Linked DNA regions of Homo sapiens: region 1 is linked to region 2. A link is a contact called in ENCODE Hi-C or POLR2A ChIA-PET data. All regions are on one chromosome and are shown on one strand. The core of a region is the stretch at or near the end of the contact, and the rest is flanking DNA. Distances in the headings are between cores, read along the strand shown.

Region 1 (6,490 bases), core at 3,463-5,962, 330 kb before region 2:
TGCTTGACCCAGAATCCAGGCTCTTACCATTCCCCAGCCACCCCTCTGTCCATCCACGGTGCTGTGCGGCCAAAGAAACAGCCCTCAGAAACCACCTGCGTGAAGCTTAGTCAGAGGTGGCTCATGGGTTTGACACAGCAAGGGAAGATCAAAACAGCCCAGCATCTCAAGGCTCTTGGTTTTCCTCTCTACTTCTCCTCTCTACCAAGCTGTCTTTGAGGGTAAAAGTATAGGCTCTTCTACTGTGATTTAGCTTTTTGTGATTCCATTCATTCATTTGCATGCCAGCTCTGAGCCAGGCACTGGCTGGGCAGCTGAGACGCAGGGGTAATTTTGGAAGCTCAGAAGAGAAGCACAAAATCCCATGCTGAGTGCCATAATCCCATGATCGTAGGGGCAGAGGAGTACGAAGAGTAACCAAGAAAGACTCTCCTGGCCACAGGGTTAAGGGTGAATGAAGGAAGGCTTCCCCTAGCCTGGGGAGATGAGGTGGGTTCTTGGTAGAGAGAGTGGCCCAAAGAAAGCACAAATGCTAGAATGACTGGCAGTTCAGCCTGGCTAGCCCATGGGGAGTGGCTGCGGAGACGCAGGGCTGGGAGAGAAAAAGGGCTCCAAGAGAGCCCTGCTGGCCAGGCTAAGCTCTTTGAAATTCATATTCTAGAGACTTAGCCAACTCAGATATTGAGGTATAGTTCTCAAGAAGCACAGAACGCCCCTGGGAAGAGAGAAGGTGACAAAATGATGCTGCCCATTTTCCTCTCTAAACCAGATGAAATTCAGAGAAAGGCTGCTGGGTTTGGGCAGGGGCACATGGCACATTTATGACAACTGAAGGGGAGGAGGCCTAGAGGCACAAGGCTGGATGGCCTCCTGCTCACACCATTCAGGACACGGCCATTTTCTGGACAAACTCATTCGCAGGTCTTCAGAAACAGGAAACCTGCAGCTTCTGCTGTAATTCTTAACGTGAGTGCTGATAAATATGAAACTTAGTGAAAGGGCTCCTCCCTTTTTCACCAGACTTTTGTGTAGAGTACATTCTCATGTTAGTGACACTCATCCTTACTGTTTTTAGTAATGTAACACCATAGTTATCATAGATGTACCCTTCCTTCTTGTTGCAAAGGTTTTCATCCACCACCATCTCTGGTTTCCTGTGTGCCCCTGTTGGCTTAGTGGGTTTAGGCTTGGAAACTGTAATTTCTATATGGGCTTACAGAAATGCCAGCTCCACAGTCACAAAATCAAATAAGCAAGCAGGCAATGAAAACCCAAGAGTGCAAGGAAAAGCAAGCCCTTGGGTCTCTTTGCATTTGGTCAGGAGCCCAAAAGGTTGAGCAAAGCGTCTGAAAGACAATGTTTAACATTTCACAAAACACCTAAATTATGCCCAAAGGAACTAGTCCCGCCGGGTGTCTAGAGAAGGCCCTGGTCTCCAGAGACAGCAAAGCGTGGCACCTCCGACTCCACTGAGGTGGCCCCAGGCCTTGCGGATACTCAAACACAGTACAGCTGATGGAAATGATGTTTGTTATCACACTTTTGGGTTCACACACACAAAACTGTAATAGATGCCCTGGAAAACACTCCGTAAAGTTCAGCTGTCATCTGTCCTTGCCTCTAACCTGCCTAGGGTAGAAGTGACTCGGCAGGCAGCCGGGAAGCGTGACCTTGCCGCATGATCTCCGGATTCCAGCCGGCTTAGCGGAGCCAACGCTGCAGATTCCCAAGGGCAATTCCAAGGTTCCAAACCCCACCCTGGCCACTTTTCAGTGCTGACCCCAGAGAAGGCTCAGACATGCTTGGATCAACCCCAGGAGGCCCTGGCTCCCTTACAGCTTCACCCCACACTGTCAGCTAAAAACAAAACCAGCACGTTTTATAAGGAATCAAAAATCAACTGTCTCCTAGGAAAATTGTGCCACCTGAAGTAAAGACCTGTAAATCAAAAATAAAATTCAAAGGCCCCCTGAACCATGGGGATGGACTCCCTCCTTGGCCAGGGCACTCTAAAATTTCCCCTGAAAGACTGGTTCAGGCCATGACGGGAAGTGGCGGTCCGTCTGACATGCCTTATCGTAGCCTGTAACATTAACATCAACACAGACCTTAAGTCTGATACGAAGCATTTACAGTCTGTTCTCTCTCAAGCCTGCTGCCTGGAGGCCTCATCCGCATGATACAACCTAGGTCCCCACAGCCCCGTATCGTAACCCAGACATCCCTTTCTATCGATAATAACTTAACCAATTAGAAAAAAATTTAAATTTACCTATAACCTGGAAGTCCCCCTTTGGGCTGTCCCACCTTTCTAGACGGAACCAATGTACATCTTAAATATTGATCACTGTCTTACGTCTCCCTAAAAGTATGAAACCAAGCTGTTCCCGACCCCTTTGGGCACGTGTTCTCCTGGTCTCCTGAGGCTGTGTCACGGGCCATGGTCACTCAGGATAAATCTCTTTAAATGTTTTAGTTTGACTCTTTTCGTGGACACACCTCTCTGATTTAAACTGGAGTCTGGAAGATTCCCGCAGTCCCCCGACGCAGCTGAAGCCACAGGGGCGCAGACTCCACACACCCGCGGGCCGTTCCCCTGCGGACACCACACCAGCATTTGAGCGCCATTTCCATTCCCGGGGTCTCCCAGTCACCGCTCAAGCCTGAATGGAGCGCAGGCCGCCCCGGGTGGCAACACCTCCACCCTCAGGTCCACACTGGCGACCCTTCCTACTGCCAGCGCTCTCAGGCTTCCTGGACCGGTGTTCCTGGACCTGGGGAGGAGAACACCAGCACGCGCGGGGCGCCGGGATTTGCATGGCCCGGGTGATCCCCTATGCATAGGGCCGCCCCTGTCCCAGGGAGGCTGCGACCCCGCTCGGGGCTGCAGCTGCCTCCTCGCGCTTGGCAACAGCGCGGGGCGCCCGCAGCCAATCGCGCCGCTCCCCGCGCCGCCGCTCCGCCGCGGAGGTTACTAGCGAGCGTTGACCGGTAGTAACCCCGGCGCGGGCGGTGGCGGCGGATGGGCGGGCGCTGCACACGCGCGGCAGCGCGCACCCGCCCCGCCCGCACCTGCGCGCGCGAGGGGCTCCGGCAGCGCTGTTTTCTCCCGGGCGTTGAGCTCGGGCAAGAGCGCGAACGTCACCCTGCGTCCACAGGCCTGCAGAGTCAGCACCTGCACCAGCCAGAGAAAGGACGGGCTTTTTTACTCAGTATGGAGAGCCTGCGTTAGAGCTGACACTTAGTGGGCAGAGCCCGGCCTTCCGGGAGCCTGCACATCACCACGGGCCAGGATGAATCCCGCCCTGGGAGGGAACGTCTGGGTGGAGGCCAGGTGGCCTGATAACCCCAGGGCCAGGGTGGGCAGAGGTGTCCAGTGCAGCCCCCAGCCAGGTGCGGGGAGCTCCAGACAAAGGACAGAGGCCAAAGATGCCCCCATACCTGCATCCATGAAAGAATTCCCGGAACACGTGCCCCAGGAGGAGGAGAGGCCTTTTGTAGCTCCTCATTGTCAGCAGGGTTTGGGGTTTATGTCTTGGGTAAGGAAAACTCAACCCAGCTTATTTTATTATCTGGGTCTGAGCGATTGCAAAGAGATGAGTTCTCAGTGGCGCTTATAGAGGCAGGGAGTTGGGACTCCAGGTGTTAAGTCCAGTCCTGGACCTGCCCCCTACCTGCCAGCGGTCCTGGGCAGGCCCTCGTTCCCCCTCCACCCTCCTTCCCTTCTGGAGAAGATGCCCATACTGATGTGTGTCCCATGCTGCTCCCCAAAGGCTTAATGAGGCAAAGCGCCAAATAAAGCAAACACGATTTGCTCAGTAAACACCAGTTATTTTTAATTAAAACAACAACAACAAAAAAAAACACTTCTCCCAAAACAGTGGGAGGAGAGAAATAACAACTGAGAAATCCCATAAAAACTCCTGCCAAAAGGTTCACTTTCAAGACAGGCAGTTGAGATATCAGAGAGGGGGACTTTTTTGGTTGGAAGGCACCAAGTTGCCTTATAACAGTAAAAGAAACAGAAAGAACGTGACTCAGGTTCTGCCCTTCCAGCGGGTTCCACCCTTATCAGTTTACAGACAGCAAGAACCTTCCAGCAGGGGCGCCTGCCCACTGACCTGCACCCTGCGGATGCCGCAGTGATGCCCACCTCCCAAAGCAGGACTCTGACCTCATTTCCTGCAAGGGCCATGTGCTTCTTATTTCCTCCTCTCAAGGTAGCTCTGGATTGTAATGTATTTGGTTATTGTTCTGTACTTGGCTGGGCTTTTCCCCTTGATTTGTGAGCTTATTTCAAGACCAAGATTAACTTGGTCTACGGAGTTTCAAAAAACAGAACCTGGATCCACAAATGAACATTGCTCAAATACAGATTGCAGCTCAACAGACAGAAGCATTTTCTAAGAATGAGGGTTGTGCAAACATAGCCCGGCTGCCTGGGAGGTGTCAGTTCCTGGTTGCTGGAAGTGCTCAGACAGAAGCTGGCTGTCCCTTGTCAGAAATGGTGCAAGAAGGCTCCCTCCACGGGGCAGGAGGGCGGGCTACGGCAGCACGACTCCTTTTGGCTCCAAGATTTGGACTCTAAATATAGGTCTCAGCTGGATGTAATCACAGCCCTGAAGTCACCCTGGTGTGTCTTACTTTTGACACCAAATGCCATTTACCCCACAGAGCACGGAGGTGACAAACAGCACACAGCTGACAAAGTGGGAAGTGAAACTCTTGGCTGCAGGTCAGACTGGATCCCTGCAGGCCCACCCGCCACCACTCATGACTGAAAACCCATCTTTTTGCGTTTTTTCACAATGTGAGCAAAAACAGTCGGCACTGGGTACATTGTATTTGAGAGTAAGTTTCCTATGCAGGTGTTGGAACTTCATCAACTGAGTTTGATGAATGCACCTCCATGACAAATCCCTAGTTTTACGGTTTAGTCCTTCAGGATATATTTAATCTGACCCACATGGTTTTCTTTGTTCATAGCTAATCTGTTGATTCTAGAACTGAACTCAGAAAGAGCAGGTGTATGGTTACTAAACATTTTTCTTCCTGCCAATTTATAAACAAAAGAAACGGTGTCATGTTCAGCAAAATGTCACCTTTGGTGATTTCTTGGACTGGTGGATTAGGTTCTGGTTTATAGGGAGGGCCTCCATTTGAGAACGTGAACTTTTCAAGATACAAGCCTATTCAAGGCAGTAGAGGAAGGCAGGGGGGCACCCACCATGCAGGTGAAAACGATTGTGGTAAGAACATCCTCCAGCAGTTAAACAGTGACACCAACCCCCACGGAGCAGAGCACAGTCCTACAGAGTTGCACTGAAGGGGCCAGATGGTTCAAGAACAGGAGCACTCTCTGGGAAAATGACAAAGTATTAACATGTCCAAATAAAGAACCTGCCAATCTGAGGGTGGCAAAGAGAAAAGCAGACCCCAAGGCCAATGTTGGCAGAGCCATCTGAGCCTTGTCCAGGGAGGCTGCCACCGCTAACAACGCCACACTAAGGAGTCACACACCCAGATCCCAGGCCCAAGCTGGTGAGGGTTTGGTTTCCCTTGCAACGTGCTCACAGGGAGAAAATGTGCTGGCTGGAGGGGAGCATCTAGACCCCTTGGATATGAAGCCTGTCCAAGAAAGTAGCAAACCCCTTTGGTCTTGCACATGGCGGCTAAACATTCAACTCTCATGAATCTGCTGTGAGAGTTGGTCCATTCTCAAAATTTTTTCAAAGCCTCTTTGGGGCCCTGTAAGGCAGAGGGGTCAGAACTGTTCCAGAAGACCTCATCACCAAAGGAGTGCTACCCCTCAGGGCCTGAGTGGTAGCCCACCCACCTGGGGGCCACTGAGAACCTAGGAACTGGCCCCAGCGGGGAAGAGAAGGGTTCTCCAGTCCTCTGAATTCTCCAAGGCAGACTCTTTGTCAATGCCCCAGCCTCAAGCAAGCCATCCCTGCAAGTGGCCTGGGGCCACGACACTGCACCAGGGGTCAGCTGTCACCTCCATTAAAGGCAAAGGACTAAAAGAAATGTCCTGTGGGCCCACAAGAAAGCCCACTTTAGCACAACAGCCTCAAAGAAGCACAAAAGTAACTCACTTATGCTAGGGAACTATCCATCCCCCTTCAGCCTGAGCATCTGCCCCTCTCAAAACCCCTAGCCACAGGATCTCCACACTCTGCCTTTAACCGGGCTGCCTCCCCTCCCTGTTCTAGCAGGTTGGATCAAGTCACTAGCACTTGGTTGGAATCCAGTCTTCCCTTAATGGAATTCCTGAAAGGATTTATTCATGATGCCTTCCATGCACTTTAGCTGGCCTGTCATTACAGGCCTTGTGAAATGGCTATAGAAATTAAGAGAAAGCAACCCCGAATTTGAGAAAGGTGTCCAAATGCATTTTTATAGCGTAGAAGCAAACCAATACAGATAATCTGACTTGGCGCTGCCCGGAATATTTAACCCCTTCCTGGTTTTTGGCAAGGATGAGCCT
Region 2 (6,778 bases), core at 4,279-6,778:
TTGGGCAAAAGCATTATCCTCCCAGAGTGCATGAGTTGGCACAGTTCAGGGATGCAAAATAGAATGGGAAATTCTGGCTTAGTTAAAATGTTTCTGAAATTTTATTTCAACCTGGACTCCAGACACCACTCTTGCCCCTCCTCCCCTCAAAACAGCTTTCGTTAAGCTTTGCCTTTACCAACTGCACACACCAGAGTTGCAGTGAGGGCTGTCCTTTCACTTTTCGGTAACTGTTGATCCAGTCAGCCACGGGGCCGCTTTTGTAATCAGGATCTTCCTCTGGCAGATTCTCCGGTGAAGACTCCCATCAAGGTGAAGGTGATCGAGAAGGACATCTCTGTCCAGGCCATCGCCTGCCGCAGCGCCCCCGTCAGCAAAACACTCTCTTCTTCAGACACAGGTAACTGAGACACGCCCACGTCGCTCTCCCTCTTAGCACCTTTGGGCCTTTTGGGCTGTTCTGATATGAAGTATTTTCCTTTCAGAATTTGGAAAAAGTTGTTTTGGGCCTGGTGTGGTGGCTCACACCCGTAATCTCAGCACTTTGGGAGGCTGAGGCGGGTGGATCACTTGAGGTCAGGAATTTGAGACCAGCCTGGCCAACATGGCAAAACCCCATCTCTACTAAAAATACAAAAATTAGCTGGGCGTGGTGGCGCATGCCAGTAATCCCAGCTACTCAAGAGGCTTAGGCAGGAGAATCGCTTGAACCTGGGAGGCAGAGGTTGCAGTGAGCCGAGATTGCACCACTGCACTCCAACCTGGGTGACAGAGCGAGACCCTGTCTCTTAAAAAAAAAAAAAAAAAAAAAAAGTTTTGATTTGCTTTTGTTTTGTTAATGAGTGATGAGTGAAGGAGAGGGAGAAAAGGGAACTCCAAATTGATCAGAGACCAGGAGCGGCATTCATATTCCTGCTACATTTTAGGGAATGCTTTAACAAAATAAAAAGCCAACTGAGACTTTACATTTTAAATTTTCTGTTCATTTTTCTCTTGCACAACACGCTAGCTACATTAATAGCAAATAAGTAGGACTCAGGACATCGTCCTCACCGTCACTTTAATTTTATTCACCACTTTCTGCTTACACCAGCTTAGTAGAAGTAGTTTTCCCTTCCACTAGGAAATGGTCACTACGAATAGGAAATGCAAATTCCCTATTTTATGGTCAGTTTCAGGTAATAGACTTTTTGAAGAGATGTCTTACTGACTCATTAAATCACTGCGCAATCTAAATTTGGGGATTAACTTTCTCCCTTTGCCTCCTCGTGACCTGCTCTCAGGGGCAATGGATGCTTCCTTCTTGCTTAGCTCTCCCACATTCGCTGAGTCCTGTGTCTGACCTTGCCCAGGTCAACAACTGGGCAAGGTGGGGCAGTCAGGGGAGTGGAAAGTTCTCACTGGAGGGGCACTGTCTTAACATGGTGTTGGATTCTCAGCCTGGTGAAAGTTCATAACTGCCTCCTCCTCTTGTGGGAGGTTTTATGGTTTTTTGGATACTACCCCGCTGGGTCCCCCACCTGCAGTTCTGGGACGCAGGCCCTGCCCCTCCTTTCGTTACCAGAAAAGGATCTTGATCTAGACCCCAAGAGAGGGTTCTTGGATCTGGTGCAAGAAAGAATTCGGGGCGAGTCCACAGAGTAAATTGAAAACAAGTTATTAAGAAAGTAAAGGAATAAAAGAATGGCTACTCTGTAGGCAGAGAACCCGTACGGGCTGCTGGTTGGCTCTTTTTCTGGTTCTTTCTTGATCATATGTTAAACAAGTGGTGGATTATTCACGAGTTTTCTACGAGGGGCGGCGATTTCTCAGAACTGAGCATTCCTCCCCTTTTCAGACCACGTAGGGTAACTTCTTGCCTTTGCCATGGCAGTTGCAAACTGTCATGGTGCTGGTGGGAGTGTCTTTTAGCATGCTAATGCGTTATCCTCAGTGTATCATCGGCAGTGAGGACAGCCAGAGGTCACTCTCATTGCCGTCTTGGTTTTGGTAGGTTGTGGCCGGCTTCTTTACCACATCCTGTTTTATCAGCAGGGTCCTTGTGACCTGTGTCTTGTGCCGACCTCCTAGCTCACCCTGTGAGTAAGGGCACCTCACCTCCTGGGAGTGCAGCCCAGGGGATCCCAGCCTCATTTTGCCCAGCCCTTATTTGAGCTGGAGCCGCTCTGGTACTAATGCCGCTGATGCTTTTGCCGCTGCCCCTGATGCCCCTTCCTCAGTTTCTTCCCCTGGCAGTGCCCCCACTGCCCATGCTGCGGGGTCCTGTCACGTGGGCAGGATCCCTCTTAAAAGACCTAGGCTGATGTTCCCACTGTGGGTTCTGATGCATGGTCCATGGAGCCGGCCCCCAGGCTCACCTGCCACGGTGCAGGCTGCACCTGGCACCTGGACCGGGCTCTCGGGGGACTGAACAGAAGCACTGGGCCTGGCGTGAGGAGGACGTGCTCCCGACACGTCTCCCTTGGTGGCTTTGGGAATTACAGCACAGCTTTCTCCTAAGGAGTCCTCCCCAACTCCTTTCTCCAGCACTTCTCTCTTCTCAGTGTGGGTCAGTGGCTAAACAAAAATCTGTTCCTCTACTCACAACACTCCTGACGCCAAATGTGTAGATTTTCTATGGCAAGCAATTTTCTGTTTCTCTGCAGACACCAACTGGGTGTCCTACAATTTAATTCAATTCTGGCATTACCTGGAGTTAGCTCAGATCCCACAGGTGAAAGGCTCAGCCCCACAAAACCACCCTTCCACTTTAGATGTCAGGTGCAAATAGTGGGTCCCCAGGTTACCACACTTTTGTCCCACTTGGCTACAAATTGGGGTTTCCATGACACACTCCTCGGGTTCCGTAATTTGCTATAATGGCTCACAGAACTCAGAGAAACACTTTACTTGGGTTTACCAGTTTATTATCACACAAATGCACAGCCAGATGAAGGGGCTCAGGGCACAGTCTGGGAGGGTCCTGAGTGTGGGAGCTTTGATCTCCGTGGAGTCGCCCCTTTCCCAGTACGTGCATGCGTTGGTTCACAACCTGGACGCTCCCTGAGCCCTGTCATTTAGGGGGTTTATGGTGCTTCTATAAGTAGGTATGTAGGCATGATTGATTCACTTATTGGCCTTTGGTGATTTGAGCTCAATCTCTAGCCCCTTTCCCTTCCCCACAGGCGAGAGGAGGGCAGAAAGTTCCAGCCTTCTAACCACAGGGTTGGTGCCTCTGACATCCAGTGCCCGTCCTCATTAGCATTCACTCGGATGGGGTGCAGGGGCTTATTAGGAATGAGAAGGATGCCCCAGCTCCGTGGCTCTGGAATTCAAAGGATTTTTTTTTTTGTTCTCTGTGCCAGGAACCAGGGAGGAAGACCAAGTATCTATTTATTATTCCCCAGTGTCACTGTTGTCACCGGTTCTTGGCCTCTGTGGTCTTATCTTGACTCCCTTTGGAAATGCAGCATCTGTAAGCCTCAGGCCATGGCCAAAACCGAGACAGAAGTTCCTTTTACCATCCTGCTACTTTAATAGCTTTGCCATTTTGACTTTACCTGAGCAGGAAAGTGTAAGTTACAAGCATCAGCTCTGAGTCAGAGAGACCTGCTGGTCATCTCAGCTCTGGGGCCTCCTGGCTGCTGGACATACTCCTCAATGGTCAAATGGGATAAAAGGAAGGACCTGCTCATGGGGTGTGGAATAGGAGTAAATGAGAGAATGTGCACAGAGCTCTGTCTCTGAACAGCACCTGGTTTGCCGTAAGCATTCTATTGATGTTGGCTGGTGTGTGTTGTTATTAACCTGGGGAAGGAGGTGCTTTTATTAACTGGCCCTTCATAGCTCTAGTTACTATTCTATGTATTTAGGCACTCTTGGGAGGGAAAAGGAGTCACTACCTTGCCTTTCAAAGTTCAAAATCTTCCAAAGGGTTAGATATTTTTTTTTTGTTGTTTGCTTGCTTTTGCCATTTTCCATCAACTCTATTCAGGTATAACTTAAATAAATAAAATCGGTGAATCTTAAGCAGACACTTCAGTGAGTATCTTGTAACCACCCAGGGAATCAAGCTGTAGACCAGGGGTCAGCAAACAGCAAACTATGGCCCATAGGAAAAATCTGGCCCGTCACTTGTTTTTGTAAATAAAGTTTTACTGAAACCCAGCCATGCTCATTTATTTACCTGTGGTCTCTAGCTGGTTTCACTCTATAAAAGCTGCATTGAGAAGTTGTTGCAGAGACCACCAACAAAGCCTAAACAATTGACCCTTTGGCCCCTTTTAGAAAATATCTGCTAACCATTGCTTATCGACCATTTCCATTATCCCTGGAAGTTCCCATGGAAGTCTTTAATTTTTGCTGATGAACTTAACACTGCCTTCCTTCTGGTAGAATTGTTGGTGTTGAATGGTTCGGATCCAGTGGCTGAAGTGGCCATTCGACAGCTCAGTGAATCTTCAAAGCTGAAACTCAAGTCGCCACGGAAGAAAAGCACTATTATCATATCAGGGATCTCCAAGGTACCATCGTGGTGGCTGGGGAGGTGTTCATCTGGTCATCTGTCAGTGACCTGCTGCTCCTCTGCCCTTTGAAGAAGTTAGCCCAAGCACTTGGTTAACGTCCAGAGAGTTCCATTTACAAATGTCAAATTATGTTCCTCACCCCACAAAGGAGTCATGTGTGGTGTTGTGTTTACACAGTTTATCCTATTCACCAAGGACATGGGAGACTTTCTAATCAGGGACGCTTTACACGTTGAGAGGTTGGCAAATCATTTCAAGAAAAATTATCGAAAGAGAGGAACATGATGTAAGACTCCCCTTTGGTACAGAACCTCTGCTCTCGTCACCACCCAGTCACGGGGAACTTTCACTTTCCACGTGACACGTTTCCAAAGCCTTTTACTTTTTTGCAGTGAATGTTTATTCCTTTTGTAATCAGAGAGAAATGAACATTGTAGTGTCCCCCGTGGACACCGCACTCCCTTTCTCCCCCTTCTCCCGCTCTGGGACGTCCGCTCAGAGCAGGTGGTGGCAAGTGTGTGGTTTCAGCTGTGGAGAGGCCAGCCCCTCAGGTGAAGGGCCATGTTACAGATCCTTACTCTTTTTATTACATTTTTTAAAATTGATTTTAAAATTTTTATCTATCTATTTATTTATTTTGAGACCAGCTAATTTGTTATGAGACTGGCTAATTTTTGTATTTTTGGTAGAGATGGGGTTTCACCACATTGCTCAGGCTGGTCTTGAACTCCTGGGCTCAAGCGATCCATCCACCTTGGCCTTCCAAAATGTTGGGATTACGGGCGTCAGCCACTGCTCCCGGCCCTTACTTTTTTTTGACATTTCCAAATGAACAGGTGGAGGGAGAGTTGGGAAGATTTTGATTTGGAGTAGGAGGGGGATGAGGAAGAATTCTGGACAAAAGAGTGGGTGGGTGGGCAGAGGGCACGCAGAAGATGGATTCCTCAGTGGCTGGGAGACAGGCCAGAACAGGACCTTGGAGGTGCCAGAGATGAGTCATCAACCTTGCCATTGTACCCAGAGGGTGGCCTTGCCCCACGTCCCAGAGGCAGGCGGGTGGTGTTTTGGGGGCTTCCTGAGCCCCTCCAGGGGCCCTCAGCAGGGATCCATGACCTCTCTGGAAGTCCGGGGCCCAGTAGTTGGGTTTTCTTCGCTCTTGGGTGAATGAATGAGCAAAATAAGGACAAGACTCGTGGTCATCTCCCCTATACTTTCTCTAAGATCATATTTAAAAATCACAAAGAACTCCTGGATCTTAGTATTTAATGTTCTGAATTCACCGCAGTGATTATTTTTATTGGTGCTCAGATTATCTAATCTTTATTTTATTTTATTTTATTTTTTTGAGACGGAGTCTCGCTCTGTCACCCAGGCTGGAGTGCAGTGGCGTAATCTCGGCTCACTGCAAGCTCCGCCTCCCAGGTTCACGCCATTCTCCTGCCTCGGCCTCCTGAGTAGCTGGGAGTACAGGCGCCCGCCACTACGACCAGCTAATTTTTTGTACTTTTTTAAGTAGAGACGGGGAGATTATCTAATCTTGAGTCAGTGGGCGCTTCCACAGGCTGGCACTTAAGTCAGAACAGCACAGTTGTCCCTAAGCAAACGCCTGTGTCACTGCCACCCACACCAAGAACAGCATGACTGGCCCTCAGGGAGCCCCCATGCCCTCCTCCCCAAACTTTCTCCCCTCCAAGGAAGGGAGCCCCCGTGCCCTCCTCCCCAAACTTTCCCCCCTCCAAGGAAGCGCTATCCCGACTCTCAGAGGTTCATTTAGTGCTTAAATATTTTTACACAAAATATAATTTTTGAGAGGATGTGCCGGTGAATTTCCACTTGCAGGTAACATAAACGTGTAGGAACAAAGACAGCTAAACCCGAAACACCCACGGCCATTTCCTTTGTGCTGTCGTGGACTCTGAAGGACGGGCTCTCTCTCTCGCATCTCATTTCTGCAGCTTGCCACAAACGCTCCCACCGCTAGGCCCATCTGTGAGAGGAAGAGGGTTAACCTCTGAGCCCCGGGGGCCAACCCCCAGCTGCCTAGGGATCCTGAGCCCTGGCTGTAAGGGAGACCTTTTTTAACCCAAGCATGAGCAACGGCCGTGATGTATAAGCGCCTTCTATGAGGCCCACGGCTGCATCTTCTGAGACTTTGAAATCAGCTGTCAGAATGTTTTGGAGAGTGCTTTTCAGTTCTTTTCAAACCCTCCCTTCCTTTCATGTATCCCTTGTCATCTTCCCCACTGCCCCTGACAGACCTCACTATCTCAGGA

What was found. Hi-C counts contacts between places; a loop is a spot of excess contacts on that map. ChIA-PET counts read pairs that join two places held with the same protein, here RNA polymerase II (POLR2A). Pooled maps may share reads with other maps.
Region 1: a loop to region 2 is called in a pooled map, with 13 times the contacts of the local background. The contact joins two enhancer-like sites. A Hi-C loop is called at or near these places in 3 of 50 pooled maps. POLR2A ChIA-PET finds 5 or more read pairs at or near these places in 2 of 52 experiments (CD8-positive, alpha-beta T cell and activated T-cell).

Annotation. Positions count from the first base shown.
Region 1 is chr21:42,231,398-42,237,887 of GRCh38, reverse strand. The region is part of intron 2 of ABCG1 (ATP binding cassette subfamily G member 1); the gene reads right to left. Among named protein-coding and RNA genes, the nearest start is that of ABCG1, 16 kb to the right of the region's middle. RefSeq lists an enhancer at 570-619 and silencers at 2,892-2,961, 2,972-3,171. Within about 2 kb of position 4,712, at least 36 of the 41 ENCODE cell types and tissues checked have a DNase peak (open chromatin) inside an H3K27ac peak, as active enhancers do.
Region 2 is chr21:41,899,346-41,906,123 of GRCh38, reverse strand. It overlaps C2CD2 (C2 calcium dependent domain containing 2), which reads left to right. Exons shown (of 14, transcript NM_015500.2): 11 at 287-400; 12 at 4,375-4,502; 13 at 6,762-6,778. Among named protein-coding and RNA genes, the nearest start is that of PRDM15, 23 kb to the right of the region's middle. RefSeq lists an enhancer at 6,542-6,778. Within about 2 kb of position 5,528, at least 3 of the 41 ENCODE cell types and tissues checked have a DNase peak (open chromatin) inside an H3K27ac peak, as active enhancers do.